2 separate regions of the Homo sapiens genome follow, and region 1 is linked to region 2. Evidence: chromatin loops called from intact Hi-C (ENCODE). Cell type or tissue: A673. All regions are shown on one strand. Links, peaks and the distances in the headings refer to the core of each region. The heading gives the core; the rest is flanking DNA.

Region 1 (8,336 bases), core at 253-8,252, 340 kb after region 2:
ACTCACTGCAACCTCTGCCTCCCAGGTTTGAGTGATTCTCCCGCCTCAGCCTCCCAAGTAGCTGGGATTACAGGCGCACACCACCACGCCCAGCTAATTTTTTGTATTTTTAGTAGAAACGGGGTTTCACCATGTTAGCAAGGCTGGTCTCGAACTCCCGACCTCAGGTGATCCACCTGCCTTGGCCTCCCAAAGTGCTAGGATTTACAGAGGTGTCTCACCTCGCCCGGCCTCCCATGTAACTTTTTACAACAAAAGTGTAAAAGAGTTAAACAATGGAAATACTTAGTAATTTGGTAACACTAACATGTTAAAGCTATATTGTATATTAGTTTCTTCCCCCACTGCCCCCACCCCTCCAATACTGCTTTAAAAAATCTCTAACTGAAAACAGTATCTTTACTACAAAAGGGAAATAACTGAATATTTTCGCGCATTTCTCATTATTCTAATTACCCTGACCCCTCAACCCCTGCCTTTTCTTGAGACTGGGTTTTTGAGACTGTTGCCCAGGCTGGAGTGCAGTGTGGCATGATCATAGCTCACTGCAGCTTCAAACTCCTGGGCTCAGGCGATCCTCCTACACCAGCCTCCCAAGTAGCTGGTACTAATGGTGCCTGGCACCACACTCAACTAATTTTTTTATTTCTTGTAGAGATGGGGTCTCATTATGTTGGACAGGCTAGCTTCGAACTCCTAGCTTCAAGCAATCCTTCAGCCTTGGTCTCCCTTAGCACTGGGATTACAGGTGTGAGCCACCATGCCTGGCCCAAATTTTCTATAGTAAATATGTATTGATTGCTATTATAATCAAGAAAAAATGCTGGGATGGGAGATGTAAGTTTAACGATGCCATGTATAAAAAGCAGAATTTCCAGCTGGGTGTAGTGGCTCATGCCTGCAATCTCAGCACTCTGGGAGGCCGAGGAGGGAGGATCACTTGAGGTAAGGAGTTCAAGACCATCCTGGACAACATGGCAAAACCCTATCTCTACTAAAAATACAAAAATTAGCCGGGCATAGTGGCGCTGGGCCTATAATCCCAGCTATTTAGGGGGTTGAGGCAGGAGAATCGCTTGAGCCTGTGAGGTGGAGGTTGCAGTGAGTTGAGATCGTGCCACTGCTTTCCAGCCTGGGTGACAGAGGGAGACTCTGTCTCAAAAACAAACAAACAAACAAAAAACAAAACAAAAAGAAAACAAAAGAAAAGAAAGAAAGAAAAAAGCTGAATTCCCTATATATAATGGTATGTGTTTTGTCCTTACCAAAAGTTCTCCCAATTTCTATAGTCACATAATTTTTATTTACTTATTTTTAATTTTTTTGAAGAGATGGGGTCTTGCTATGCTGCCCAGACTAGACTTGAACTCTTGGCCTCCTCCAGCACCCTGCCTAGATTTGCATAATTTTGAATTTATACTAGAAAACCAGAAATATACAAAAATATTCTGGAGGTTAGTGATTATAGTATATTAAGAGGATAGACAGAGGATAATAAGAAATAAGCAGCTTTAGGAGTCAAGTGTTTATTTTAATAAATTTTCTGTTTTTTTGAGATGGAGTCTCATTCTGTCACCAGGCTGGATGGAGTGCAGTGGCATGATCGTGGCTCACTGCAACCTCTGCCTCCCGGGTTCAAGTAATTCTCTTGCCTCAGCTTTCCCAGTAGTGGGGATTATAGGTGCCCACCACCACGCCCAGCTAATTTTTGTATTTTTAGTAGAGACGGGGTTTCACCATGTTGGCCAGCTGGTCTTGAACTCCTAACCTCAAGTGATCTACCCATCTTGGCCTCCCAAAGTGCTGGGATTACAGGCGTGAGCCCCCACACCTGGCCAAATTTTTTTTAAAGCTGTCTGACAACAGGACTTCTTACAAATATCCCTCTTGTCAATGAAAAGCTGCTACTTTCTTTTTTGAGATGAAGTCTCACTCTGTCGCCAAAGCTGGAGTGCAGTGGCACAATCTCGGCTCGCTGCAACCTCTGCCTCCTGGGTTCAAGCAATTTTCTTGCCTCAGCCTTTTACAGGCAGGCATGAGCCACTGCGTCCGGCCAAAGCTGCTACTTTCTACTTTTCTTTTTCAAGGATCTCTCCTAACTTAGCCTTCACCTTATTTCTCTCTTCCAGAAAGACTCAGAAACATAAATACTTTCCTTTCTTGTTACGCAAAACAGAATTTCAGAAATTCAGGTTGAAGATTTTAGGAATTTACTTAAAGAACAAAGGGTTTACTAAAGAAGTCCTGAAAGGATTTTGCCAAAGGAGGTCACAAGGATTAGAATACCTGCAAGTTTCACTGCTTTCGCTGCTCTCTGTGTTCCCACCTAATTGATTACTATTTTTAGCCCCATTTTCCTGCTTTGGATCTTGCTGTTCTTCAGGTAGCAGCAACAAGGCATTTCTGAGACATATGGCTGCAAACTCCATACTGGCTACAGGAATGGCCGAAGACTGCCCATCACTTAAAAGAACAAAACCAAATTAGCTAAGTGGATAAAATATTTTAAAATAAGGCTCTTTTATTATGAGGAATAAAACCAATTGATTATAAATGAAAGCTATGCCTTTTGATAGGTAGAAATTTTAATATAAGCAGTTATAAAAGCATGCTAAAGAACCCAAATCCTAAGTATAGGTTGTAAATAGTATAAATAATGGATTGCAAGTATATAAATTACATACACTGTGTCTCTAGGAATGAGACCAAGGAGAAGAGATAATTTGATGTATATCACAATGTTAATGTTAACATACTAGAGAAACTGCAGACAAGGGCAACTGTAATGAGGGCAAGGAGAGGTATACTAAGAATGGGACGAAAGGGAAGAAAACAGATTTTCACGTTTGAGCCTTACTTTGGTTGATCCTTGCTTTCAAAAATGCCTCTATACACTTTGAAACACCAACATTACTTTTTGTCTTATAATTTCATTGACATTTTATACAACTTTCTGTTGGTTTGATATACCCAAAGAGAATCTTTACTAGAGAAAAATAAAATTTTGAAAAGTAGTAACAACTTTGAAATTGCTTTAAAACTTTGAAATGCTTTATCATAATAGTTTTAAAAAATATTCTTGCATTATAGTTTAACTAAATTAAGACTAAATTATTGTGTATCAGATATTTTTTAAACTGTGGAAAAACTTTTAAATGGTAGAGAACAATTTTCTTCTTTGACAAAAACAAATTAAGGCAGCTAATTATTTGCAAAGTTTGCCACTTTACAAATAATGGCAATTCCAAATTGTCAAATGAAGATTATACATGTGACAGCTTCTATACTGCTTTGGTTGCTTTATGTTTTAATACACCTTTTTTCTCTGAATAGTAAGAATTCCCTTTCATGTATTTTCAGTCCTAGGGACTATAAGAAAATACCCAAATGAAAAGTATCAATGATAACCAAAAGTACATAAAAAGGAAATACCAAGATGCCCTCTTCTGGACATTCTTAATAATGGCACTGAACAGACTAGGGTTTCCTAGGCCATCAATAATTGCAGCACCCATGGATGTAATAAACCAAAATCATGTTAGATAACATTCACTATGGACCTATACATGAGGGTCTGTTTGTTGAAATAGCAATAAAATCTAGTTACAAAGTGGTTCCTCCTATGCAATGATAAATCCTAATCATACTTTTATATATAAGTAACATTATGTAAACTAGTATTAAATATATATACACTTTTTCTTTGCAAAATACTTACTTATAAACAGTATTCTGTATAGACTGTGATGCCAAAACTATTTTACGATGATAGCCTTGACCAACAATAGACTGTACAATTCCTTTTTTGCTGGGAAGGCCTTTAGTTTCTTGTTCAGAAGTCTACAAAATACAAATAATTTCCAATAAATTTAAGGGAATTGTAAGATGTGGTATAAAAAATGAGGGAATATCTCTCACAATTACTCTAAATTTAAGAAAGTTCTTAAAGTCAATGAGGACTTTTTTTGGTGATAATGGAAACATGTTTGGTATTAGTGGAAAAAGTATATAAGGCTGAAAATCTGGGATATGTGCTACATTTTGTTTACATGAGATTGGAGAAAATTCTACGAACAAAATCCAATTCAATTATGTCCCAATAATTTATTTAGAATCATTTACTTAGAATATTCTAGACCTCCAGTACCATGCTACATGTTACAGGTACTTTGACATCAGAGTAAGGAAAATAAGAGAGCCCAAAATAGTGTAAAAGAAAAAGGAAGTCGCTCCACTTCCTAAACACAGATCATTTCCTTCTTAATTCAAAGTATTAATTACATTGTCAACAATATATAAACTTTAATAAGCTGTACGTGGTAAAAATTTACATGGACACAATACTTGCCTTCTAGGAAATTAAAATCCCCAAACCAAATGAATAAACATTAAACTGAAAATAATAAAAGCTACTTACACATACATAGTACTTTAGGATATTTGATTAAGATGTATTATCTCACTACAGAGCTCACAGTGATAATTTGATTAATGATCCCCCTTCATTCTAAGTCTCTAATTTGGTTGGGTGCAGTGGTTCATGCCCGTAATCCCAGCCCTTTGGGAAGCTAAGGCAGGAGGATCACTTGAAACCAGGAGTGTGAGACCAGCCTGGGCAACATAGTGAGACCCCCCTGTATCTACCTTTTTTTTTTTCCTTTCTTTTTTTTCTTTTTTAAGACAAGGTCTGGCTCTGTTGCCCAGGATGGAGTACAGTGGCATGATCTCGGCTCACTGCAACTTCGGCCTCCTGGGCTCAAGTGATCCTCCTGCTTCAGCCTCCCAAGTAGCTGGGACTACAGGTACAGGTGTGTGCCACCATGACTGGCTAATTTTTCTATTTATTTTTTTTAGAGACAGGGTTTTGCCAAGTTGCTGAGGCTGGAAAATTTTTCTTTAGGCTTGGGTGCAGCGGTGTTGTCTCGGCTCACTGCAACCTTCACCTCCTGAGTTCCAGTGATTCTCTTGCCTCAGCCTCCCGAGTAGCTAGGATTACAGGCGCCTGTCACCACACCTGGCTAATTTTTGTATTTTAGTAGAGATGGGGTTTCACCACATTGGCCAGGCTAGTCTCAAACTCCTGACCTCAAGTGATCCGCCCGCCTCGGCCTCCCAAAGTACTGAGATTACAGGTGTGAGCTACCGCGCCCAGCCAGAAAAAATCTTTTATTTATTTATTTTTTTGAGATGGAGTATCACTCTGTCACCCAGGCAGGAGTGCAGTGGCACAATCTCGGCTCACTGCAACCTCCGCCTCCCAGGTTCAAGCAATTCTCCTGCCTCAGCCTCCTGAGTAGCTGGGACTACAGGTGGGTGCCACAACAACCTGGCTAATTTTTTGTATTTTTAGTAGAGATGGAGTTTCACCATGTTAGCCAGGATGGTCTTGATCTCCTGACCTTCTGATCCACCCGCCTCAGCCTCCCGAAGTGCTGGGAATACAGGCATGAACCACTGCTCTAGGCCAAATCTAAAAAATAAAACTAAGCTGGGCAAGGTGGCTCACACCTGTAATCCTAGAACTTTGGGAGGCTGAGGCGGGTGGATCGCTAGAGCCCAGGAACTTGAGACCAGTGTGGGCAATGTGGTGAAACTCCACCTCTACAAAGAAATACAAAAATTAGCCAAGTGCGGTCATGCATGCCTATAGTCCCAGCTACTAGGGAAGCTGAGGAGGGAAGATCGCTTGACACCAGGGAGGTCGAGACTGCAGTGAGCCATGATCACGCCACTGCACTCAAGCCTGAGTGAAGAGTGAGACTCTGTCTCAAAAATAAAATAAAATAAAACAAGTCTCTAATTTACCTGCAGGTGGAATCCCAAGTAGTTATCTTATAATGACATCCAAATTCTCACATACCAGAACAAACCGGAGTCAATCAATATGAATTTGCAAAACTAATCTCTGCCCTGCAAAAAGTCTTTTCTCTAAACACAAATGTTTCTGTACTGTTACTTATTGCTCCTGAATGTAACTTATTATAGTTGCACTTCCATATATGACTTTTAATAAAGAACATACTACACAGTGCTAAAAAATACAATAAAACTTCTCTGATCAAAACTAATTGTGTATAGAGAAGGCCATGCAATATTAATGAAAAAGTGGATATTTTAAACCATTATTGTGAGGACTTCCGTTCTGACTTCTTTTCCTAGTTGTGGTAATCAATTTACATGGATTCATCCATATTCTCTTCTCTTTTCTTATTGCTAAGGCCATGAAAACTGATCCAAATGGCTAGATACGAAGATGCAACAGATGAAAACAAACTGGCCCACGATGGAATGGAACTAAAAAACGTAGAATAATAATCCATACCTTCAAGCACCGATAGCCAGAAAGTGTGCCAGATAAGTTTTAAGGTAAAAGGATCATACATAATTAAAATATTGGGACTATTTTTGTTTAGCAGATCTTTTCCCATATTTATACACTGCCCAGGTAAATATAAGCCTTGCCTCTGCCAAGTCTGAAATAATATGTACCAGATATTCAGGACAAAATGTCCTCCTTAGCATAAACAAGTTAATTTTTTTAAATCCAAAATGAATTTATTTCTGAAGGTACAAACTACTTTGTTCAGCATACCTCCTGTCCTGACTAAATAAAACAAATTTTATGGAATTTTATTTGGAGTTTACAATTACTCGTATTGGGATTTGTCCTCTGATTTTATTAGTGTTTTGGGCTTGTTTTTACTGTTTTTTAGGTTACCCTAAAGTTTTTTTTTAGGAGGAGGAAAAGCACAAAGATATTACTGGTGGCAAGTTTCCTATTAGCAGCACAAATTGTGTGTGTTCATGAAGTTATGGCAACCGAAAGTCATCTTTACCATTTTTTAAAAATTACAAATTTACAACTTTTCTAGAAAAAAAAACAGGACTGGCAGCATATTAATATGGAAAATACTTATCCTCCCCTCCCGCTCCTTCTCCTCTAGGGGGAGGGGAGGAGACCTTGTAAGCTTAATGGCTTCTGTAGAACACAATCCTAAAAGTACTATTTCTAAAACCAGTTAATTTAAAAAGAAAATATTAAACTTTACAATCTTTCCCTAGTCCCAGAAAAAGGTAACTCCCTGGTTTCCAGTAAATACCAAAGAAAGGCGCCCAACACTTAAATTTATAAACAGATTAAAGAGAATAAGCAATTTCTATTTGCTTCTTTTATCTTTAAGAAGTATAAATTCTGGGCCGGGCGCGGTGGCTCACGCCTGTAATCCCAGCACTTTGGGAGGCCGAGGCGGGCGGATCACGAGGTCAGGAGATCGAGACCATCCCGGCTAAAACGGTGAAACCCCGTCTCTACTAAAAATACAAAAAATTAGCCGGGCGTAGTGGCGGGCGCCTGTAGTCCCAGCTACTTGGGAGGCTGAGGCAGGAGAATGGCGTGAACCCGGGAGGCGGAGCTTGCAGTGAGCCGAGATCCCGCCACTGCACTCCAGCCTGGGCGACAGGGCGAGACTCCGTCTCAAAAAAAAAAAAAAAAAAAAAAAAAAGAAGTATAAATTCTGCCTAGAACTGTTTATCAGTTAAGAATTAACCAATAAGAAAGTTGTCTTTTAAAAAGCAAAGTATAATTAAATCATTAAAGTCTTTCAAAGACAAATCACTCATCTCTTCCTCTGTTGGTATACTCAAATCACAAACTACCTAAGTACCATGTATGAAAACTAGCAAACACACTTCTTTAATCCCCTTAGTTCTTGTACTTCTCAGAAACTGCTGTTCAGCGGGAGGAGAGCCTCAACATCTTATATCACCTATGGTAGGCATGCAAGGTAAAACCTCCAGGTACCATACCTTCCCAATGTCTATACACACCCAAAAAGCACAGCAAGGGCAGGGCATGGGGTAGCAAATGGAAGACACACATATCTGGTAATTCTGACACAACCCGTCTTTCCCCTATCTCCTACTGATCCCTCCCAAATTGAAATTCAAAAGGCTTCCACCAATTGCCATTTAGAGATTATCTAAGCATGGAAATCAATGTAAACTGGCCTATTCCCATAGCTACCATGGGCAATCATGTGTCAGAGAGAAACAGCCTGGTAATCCATAAACTCTGTATCATTTACTGAAACCAAAGTAAAACCCTCAGGCATTGATGGAAATCCAGCTTAATGCAGCTCTTTCCACATTATGTTATCAGAACTTTTTTTTGAGACAGAGTCTCTCTGTCACCCAGGCTGGAGTGCAGTGGCGCGATCTTGGCTAGCTGCAAGCTCCGCCTCCTGGGTTCACGTCATTCTCCTGCCTCACCCTCCCGAGTAGCTGGGACTACAGGCCCACAACGCCCGGCTAATTTTTCGCATTTTTAGTAGAGACGG
Region 2 (8,336 bases), core at 141-8,140:
GTAGTCTATCATATACATATGCCATAGTTTGCTGAAGCAGGAGAATCGCTTGAACCCAGGAGTTCAAGACTGCCATGAGATATGATTGAGCCATTGCACTCCAGCCTGGGTGACGGAGCAAGACCCTGTATCCAAAAAATCTTAAAAAATTATAATAGTAAATAAAAAGTAATAAAAATAAAAGAATTAGGATCCAAACCAGGTTCACACTGACCTAATGAATATCGTATCATTTCATATTACGAATATTGTACCATACCTTATTACACATATCATATCACATATAATGATCTAATGCAATCATTAGGCCATTATTCCTCTGAAGTTCTTTCATTTCCAAATAATACTCCCTTTCTTTCTTTTAATACCATTGATTTGTTGGAACAACTGAATCATTGGACTTTTAAAATGTCCCACATTTTGGATTTGGCTTATTGCTTCCTTATGGTATTATTAGATTCGGGTTCAATTGTGATTTTGATTCAATAATGAGGACTACTTTCTAGATGAGACTGTACTTCGTGTTAAATCATAACATGAGAGACATAATGTCTGGCTATTCGACTTTTTTTGAGGCTGAAATTGAGCAGATGGAGCACAAAAAATATGCCCAATCCTTCACACAATTTCCATCAGTGTTTCTAATGGTTTTAGCATCTATTGATGATTATAGCTTAAATCCATTTCACTAAGTGTTGGGGAAAAGGTGTTTTCAGATGCTTTTATTCCTTCTGCATTTATTGTTATTTTGAGACAGGGTCCCTCTCTGTCACCCAGGCTGGACTGCAGTGGCCCTATCACATCTCACCATCGCCTTGACCTCCTGGGCTCGAGCAATCTTCCTGCCTCAGCCTCCTGAGTAGCTAAGACTACCAGTGCCTGCCACCACACCAGCTAATTTTGTTTGTTTATTTATTTTAAACAAGAAGTTTAAACAACAAGCTTCTTGACTTGAAGGAAAAACTATCTAGGATTCCTTTTTTTTTTTAGACTAATTTATCCCTACTTAAAGACAAATTGCCCTACATTTAACAACTATGTACAACAAAGTTATAAAATTGTCCTTGGTTTTACAATGATAAATGAAAAACATTAACATTCTACAATTGAATAAAGTATGCAAGGATTTTTATGTTTTTTTTTTGTTAAAACAGCAAAATAACTTACTGAAATATAAAGATAAGAGCTGAATGAGCATGCCACTAATGAAGAAAAGGGAGTATTTTTACAGAATCGGTATTTTTCCCCATCTCATCTCCACTTGATATCAATCAAAACGTACCATTGGCTGTTTAGTTAAAAAAAAAAAAGTAATATACTTGTGCACATTTACCAGTTACTTTATGTACAATAAAGGAATGGGGAAGGGGGAAATGAAAGAATAGAGAAAACTATACTGTAGTAGTCAGGATGTGGTGGAACCAAATTGCAGTTTTCTATTTGAGAATGTGATCTTGGTCTGTAAAGAACAGAGTTCTGGAGTGAAGTGGGAGGTTCCCTTTTTAGTAGACACCCCCTGACTGCTGTTGGAACATATCGGTTGTATCTTCATCCTCCATTTCCAACTGAGCAGGTGTGTCTCTTTCATTGATTGGTTGCCTGTCAAATTGGAATCTGATCTGTCTCATTGACCATCCCTATCGTTCACAACAGGCTTTCATTAGTTTACTAAGTGGTGTATGCCTCTTAATCCTAAACTGCACCACAGAACCCTCCTGCCCTGCCACCTTCAAATTAATATGATCTTTGTTCTCAGTCTCGATTCCTTCCTTGGGCTTTTCATCTGCCACGGCAAGCGCCTAAGTCTCAGCTGCCGCTTCACAAAAGAGGTACCAAGACTGCACCGAATGAGCACGCAAGCAGCAACAGGAGTGGGAGAAGAAGGAGGCGGCAGCAGTGGGTGAGGGAGACACTAATTTTAATTTTTTTTTTTATAGAGACAGGGTCTCGCCATGTTCCCCAGACTGGTCTTGAACTCCTGGGCTCTAGCAATTCTCCTGCCTTGGCCTCCCAAATTGCTGGGATTACAGGCATGAGCCATTGTGTCCGGGCCCTTCTGTATTTAATTAACTGGGATCCAGTGGAGAATTTTCCATTGTCAATGTTTTGATAACCCTGAAATACAGTTTTTATGTGAAGGGGAAGTAAACTGCTTGACTCTTTCTCTGTATTTATCACTTTTCATAGTAATGAGTTGGTACTCTAGCAGTCTCCAAAAGTGACCAATGAATTTTTTCTCCCTGTAAATTACGATGAACTGATAGGTGTTAATATACACGTAGTCATATTTTTTAAATTGATATATCTCTTAAGTCTCTCACATGCTCGCTCTCTCTGTCTCTCATTTTGACACTCAGATTTCTCCCCAAGAACAGTGGGAGCCTCTTCAGGTTCGCGCCTGTGCCTCACATCTAACTGGCCACCATCCTGGAATGTCCTCCTTCTGCCTCCTGCCCACCTCATTGTCACCACCGTGGGCCATAGCCACATCTCTTCTGCCTTTTTTGCCCATTCAGGAAAAAGCCAAACATTTGAAAACACATATCTGGTCCTATCATTCTTTCATTTCAGTTGCTCTCCATGGCTCTCAGCATAAAATCCGGGCCCTTGAATCTGGACTTCAGGGCTCATTCGATCTGGCCCTGGCCTCCTCCTCTGCCTCAGCAGCTGCCATGTTTCAACTATATTGAGGCTCTGTGGCTCCTGGCCTGTAGTCCTGCCCTCCCTCCCCCAGGCCTCACACGCAGTTTTCTCCATCTGTGTCACCTTCCCCCATGGCTAACTTCGCTTTATCCTAGGCCTTGGCTCAGGCCAGTGGTTCTCAACCTTGGCTGCACATTACATCATCTAGGCAGCTTTAAGAAATTCCAATGTCTGGGTTCCTCCCAAGACCAATTAAAACATGAATGTCTGGGGGTGAGGTCAACTTTGCTTTTTTTTTTTTTTTTTGAGACAGAGTCTCGCACTGTCGCCCAGGCTGGAGTGCAGTGGCACAATCTCGGCTCACTGCAAGCTCCGCCTCCCAGGTTCACGCCATTCTCCTGCCTCAGCCTCCTGTGTAGCTGGGACTACAGGCACCTACCACCACGCCCGGCTAATTTTTTTTTTGTATTTTTAGTAGAGATGGGATTTCACTGTGTTAGCTAGGATGGTCTCGATCTCCCGACCTCGTGATCCACCTGCCTTGGCCTCCCAAAGAACTTTGCTATTTTTAAAAGCTTGCGTAGATGATTTTGCTGTGCAGCCAAGATTGAGAAACACAGTTTGGGGTGTTTCTTCCTTTGAGAAACTTGCCCTTGCCCCTCCCCTCAACCCTGCCATGCCTGGGTTCCCTGCCATTTATTTCTGCTGCAGCATTCTGCTCTAACCCTTACTTTACCGCCTCGACCTCACTGTGTTAACCCTTGGGTTTCTTCTAGGCTAGATGGAAGCTCCATATGGGTTGTGGCCACATCTGTGTGGTTCTTGTCTGTGATTACTCAGCACGTAAGAGGTGCTTGGTAATACTATATTTGTAAATGGATGGTAGGGAGATATTTAGACTAGACTGAGGTCATTGGAGGGTAGAGACAGTGTCCCACCATGTATGGGACAAAGGCCAGATTCCATTGTCTCCCACCATCATTTTTTCCCAGCCTTATCTCCTGCTCCTCTGAACTTTTTCACTTAGACAGGTGGATTTCAAACAGCTCTACCCTTTTCCGAATTCTGCCAGTAGTTGCTTGGCCTCCTTTCTACCTGTCTAATGAATGTTCCCACCTCATGGGCCACCTTTGAACTTAGGAAACTTGTGAGGAACACTTATTTGACACTTAGCCATGTATATACTATGAGAATGTTTTCAAGAGCATCCATTGAGACACCTGGTGTAAGAAATAATTTTTCTATTTTTGTGAGTTTAGGGGACTTTTCCTTTGAACAGAAATTAAAACCTTATTTACTAGAAGAATAAAGTGATGTTAAATTGACACTTGCCCTTTTAAAAATGATTCTTAGTTGTTTGTGTTTATTTAGCTTTATTGAGATGTAATTCACTTACAGTGAAGCTCTCCATTTGCCCCTATGAATTCTTCTCTGAGTTGTTTAACTTCCGCTCGCCAGTTGGATTTCAGGCATGTGTGATCTAGGACTCATGCTGCCACAGTTGCTTCCAAATACAGCTTCAAGGGCAACCCCCAAAGCCACCATGGACTATGATGCTACTGTGACTAGAGCTAGTATTGTGACCTTTGAAAGCCTAAAGATGCACAAGGAATCTGACCCATAATGGAAAGCACTAGTTAGTTGGCTTCTTAAAACCCTGGTTCTCTTGGCTCCTGTGGCCTGTTGCTGCCTTATCCACCAGAGGGCAGTGTTCCACTCGGCTTAACAGTCGAACCCCCACCCCCACCACCCGTTGAGGTCTTGCCTTTCAAAATCCTAACATTTTAGCTCCTGAAGTGACCCCAAAACAGTGTTTCTTAAAATCGTGCTTGGTAGAAATAAATCTTACATTGCAACCAAATATACATGCGTACATATACAACTCCACATATGTATATATAACAAAAGTTTTATAAAGTAATACTTTACTATGTGTAATATTCTTTCTTTCTTTCTTTCTTCCTTCCTTCCTTCCTTCCTTCCTTCCTTCCTTCCTTCCTTCCTTCCTTCCTTCCTTCCTTCCTTCTTTCTCGTTCTTTCTTTTGACGGAGTCTCGCTCTGTCACCTGGCTGGAGTACAGTGGCATGATCTCGGCTCACCGCAACCTCCACCTCTCCGGTTCCAGGGATGCTCCTGCCCCAATCTCCCGAGTAGCTATTTTTTTTTTTAATTTTTGGTAGAGACGGGGTTTCACCATGTTGGCCAGGATGCTTTCGATCTCCTGACCTCGTGATCCACCTGCCTCAGCCTCCCAAAGTGCAGGGATTACAGGCGTGAGCCACCGCACCCAGCCTCTATTTTCTTTCTTGCCTTTTTTTTTTTTTTTTGAGACAATGTCTTGCTCTGTCACCCAGGCTGCAGTGCAGTGGCATGAACACGGTTCACTGCACTCTCAACCTTCTGGGCTCAAGCAGTCCTCCCACCTCAGCCTCCCAAGTAGCTGGGAGCATAGGCGTGTGCCACCAAGCCTGCTTAATTTTTGTTTGTTTGTTTGTTTGTTTTTTTGTAGAGACGAGGCCTCGCTGAATTGCCTAGGCTGGTCTTGAACTCCTTAGCTCAAGTGATCCTCCAACCTTGGCCTCTCAAAGTGCTAGCATTATAGGCATAAGCAACGGTGCCTGCTATTCTTTGATTTTTATTTTTATTTATTTTATTATTTTTTTGAGACAGAGTCTCGCTCTGTCGCCCAGGCTGGAGTGCAGTGGTGTGATCTCAGCTCACTGCAACCTCCGCTTCCCGGGTTCAAGCGATTCTCGTGTCTCAGCCTCCCAAGTAGCTGGGATTATAGACGTGCACCACCATGCCCGGCTAATTTTTGTATTTTTGGTAGAGATGGGGTTTCACCATGTTGGCCAGGCTGGTCTTGAACTCCTGACCTCAGGTGATCCACCTGCCTTGGCCTCCCAAAGTTCTGGGATTACAGGTGTGAGCCATCATGCCTGGACAATTCTTTCATTTTTAAAAGATGCTTATTGCCACCAAAAATGAGTTTATTATTCACAAATCAGGTCATGGCCCACAATTTTACAAATATTGCCTTAAATGCCTTAAAGTTCTTTTAGTCTAATACCCTGGATAGTTATGGATGAAGAGAGGTAGGGTTAGAGATGGGACTTATCCAGGTCACTATGGGATTCAGAGCAATATCTAGGATGGGGCGTCAGGCTCTGGAGTTTTAATCCATTGCTTTTTGCCCTGTATTTTACACTTAGAATTTTGTTAATGGGTCTTGGTTATCCCAGTGACATTGTTGTTGAGGTGCATCCAGTGCTCAGGCAGGTCACAGCAACAATGGCGTGTGTGCGTGCATGCGTGTGTGTGTGTGATGTTCCCCAGCCCCATGAACAGCACAGTGGAATATCATCTCAGCCACTGATTGTCAGCTCAGTGCTGGCCTCTAGAAGCTAAGCCTTATGGAATCCTGCATGTGGATCCTCTTAGATGATTTCTCTTACCTGAGTACCCCTGGTGGACCTGGCTTAGCAATGGTTTGTATGATAGCTCAGAAAACAAGCATTAAGTCCATCAGCACATTATACAAATTCAATAGGCAGAGAGTCACTTGCTACTCTCAAAGGATCGGCTTCTGAAATGCAGAAGGTGGAAGTTCTCATGTGACCCCATCCTTGCTCTGTAGAATGCCACCCAGAGGATGTTTGAAATTGACTATAGCCGGGACTCCTTCCTCAAGGATGGCCAGCCATTTCGCTACATCTCAGGAAGCATTCACTACTCCCGTGTGCCCCGCTTCTACTGGAAGGACCGGCTGCTGAAGATGAAGATGGCTGGGCTGAACGCCATCCAGACGTAAGTAGGAGGGCATGTGGCTCTCACCTAGGCCTGAACACCCACTCTGGAGAGAAGATACAACTGTATTTCTCAGGGTGGCTATTTTATTGCTCAGAAATGGGAAATGGTCCAGTGTGATGTTCTGGGAGGGGCTTGTCATGAGCCGGACTGGCCCTTTTTCAAATAATTAACTACTTCTTCCAATCTTCAATTTTAATCATCAGAAATCATTAAATAAATAGCTTAAAAAGGAAAAGGATGGGGGAAGCAAACAGAAGTAACAATGATTGAGCACTTACCAGATACAGGGCACTTTATACTAATGATTCCATTTCCTCGAGATAGGTATTATTGTTCCTGTTTATAGCTGGTGAAACTGAAATTTGCCCAAGGCCATATCTTTGGTCAGAGGTTCAGCTAGTATTTGAAGGGAAGGGAAGGCATGCAGGCAGCTGTAGCACAGGTATGGCTGTAGTCATACAAAAAGCTAGGTTAACAGGAGAAAAGCATAACAGATATGTAAGTTTTATCTGACATGAGAGTCTTCAGAAAAGAAGACCCAAGGAAAACTTTTTACACTTAGATTCCATGAAAGGTTCTGACCTAATGGTGGTGGACTGAAGTGGGAAACCCTCAAGGCCTGCCTCAACAGATTCTTCTTGGCCTTTCTGGGTGGCATTCCTTCCTTCTGGGTATGGAGCAGGACCCCTCTGCAATGAGGGTCTAGAAGGGAGAAGGGAGAGGTGACCTTTCTAGGTTTTCTGGCTTGCTTTGGGAGAGAGGGGTTCTAATTTCTATGACCCACACTGGGGGAAGATGAATTCTGGTTTGACTTGCTTCAGGGGAGAAGGAGGGGTGGGCAACAGAAGAGCAGGAGAAGGCCAGAGAAAGAAGATTTGCTTCTAAGGCCTTCCGATCTCCTTTAGTTCAAAGTACTTAGCATGCCAAGGTGCCATACTTTGGGGTATTGTTTTCTGAGCCCCAATAACAGAATAAGCCTTGTGCTTAGGTAGATTTCTGAAACCCAGTTTGGCTTTGTGGTTCTGCTGCGGTAATTGTATAACTTCAGGGTGTAGAATTATCCCAATAGCTATCTCTCTGCATCTCTTTTGCTATTGCAAAGTAACTAACTAACAGGCAAGAAAGTTGGTGTGGCTGGCTGCTCTGGCTCTTGCAGTGCTGATGTGGATTGCTGATAACTTCTCAAAGATGAAGAGTGAGAAAACCCAGAGGCAGATTCCGAAGATAGATACTTAGGGAGAATGCGCTCATTATTCTGGTTCTAAGGCCACTGGCAGAGTGAACCCAAGTTCACCTGTTTATAATTCCGACAGTGAGTTCTGGAAGACCAAGACTGTTCCAGGGAACCCTGAAATCATGGGATCACACACACGCAAAATGACACAACCCAGGGTCTTCAAAGAGAGCTTTGTGATGGTAATGGATGGCTCCATATTTAACTTTGTATCCCATGCTGTCTGTAGGTAGACAGAGGAGCTGGTAGAAGGTTTTGTCATTTTACCTCCTGCCACATGATTCCTGACAAAATCTTTTGTCAGAGGATCTAGGGCTTGGAGTTTTTCCTACACGTACTAAAAATTATTTCTTCAAAAAATAAATATGTCTCTTACTACTTTTCAGCAAAATATTCTTATTTTTCCTAAGCCTCACATGGACATATATAATTTTTATTTTTATTTATTAAAACAATTTTTTAGAGCTGGGGTCTTGCTCTGTCACCTGGCTGGAATGTAGTGGCTCAATCATAGTTCACTGAAACCTTAAAGTGGGCTCAGGTGATCCTCCCACCTCAGCCTCCTGAGTAGTTGGGATTACAGGCACTGCTACCACACCAGCTAATTTTTTTGTTTTGCTTTGTTTTTAGAGATGAGGTCTCACTATGT

What was found. Hi-C counts contacts between places; a loop is a spot of excess contacts. Peaks named below come from ENCODE experiments on the same cell type or tissue, not always from the same donor. Only the 100,000 strongest peaks of a DNase experiment are listed, where the experiment ranks them.
Region 1: a loop joins it to region 2, with 5 times the contacts of the local background. A loop is called at or near these places in 9 of 110 quality-filtered maps.

The regions. Positions count from the first base shown.
Region 1 is chr3:32,728,927-32,737,262 of GRCh38, reverse strand. CNOT10 (CCR4-NOT transcription complex subunit 10) reads right to left here. Exons shown (of 19, transcript NM_015442.3): 11 at 3,719-3,840; 12 at 2,287-2,463. CNOT10-AS1 (CNOT10 antisense RNA 1) reads left to right here. Exons shown (of 2, transcript NR_046718.1): 2 at 6,219-6,628. Among named protein-coding and RNA genes, the nearest start is that of CNOT10-AS1, 4.4 kb to the left of the region's middle. In A673, for the core only: a CTCF peak has its summit at 3,450 (motif pointing left); a DNase peak (open chromatin) is centred at 3,442.
Region 2 is chr3:33,070,658-33,078,993 of GRCh38, reverse strand. It overlaps GLB1 (galactosidase beta 1), which reads left to right. Exons shown (of 16, transcript NM_000404.4): 2 at 6,281-6,450. It also overlaps the pseudogene SUMO2P10. Among named protein-coding and RNA genes, the nearest start is that of GLB1, 22 kb to the left of the region's middle. In A673, for the core only: CTCF peaks have their summits at 4,146 and 4,345 (motif pointing right); a DNase peak (open chromatin) is centred at 4,373; H3K27ac peaks cover 379 bases.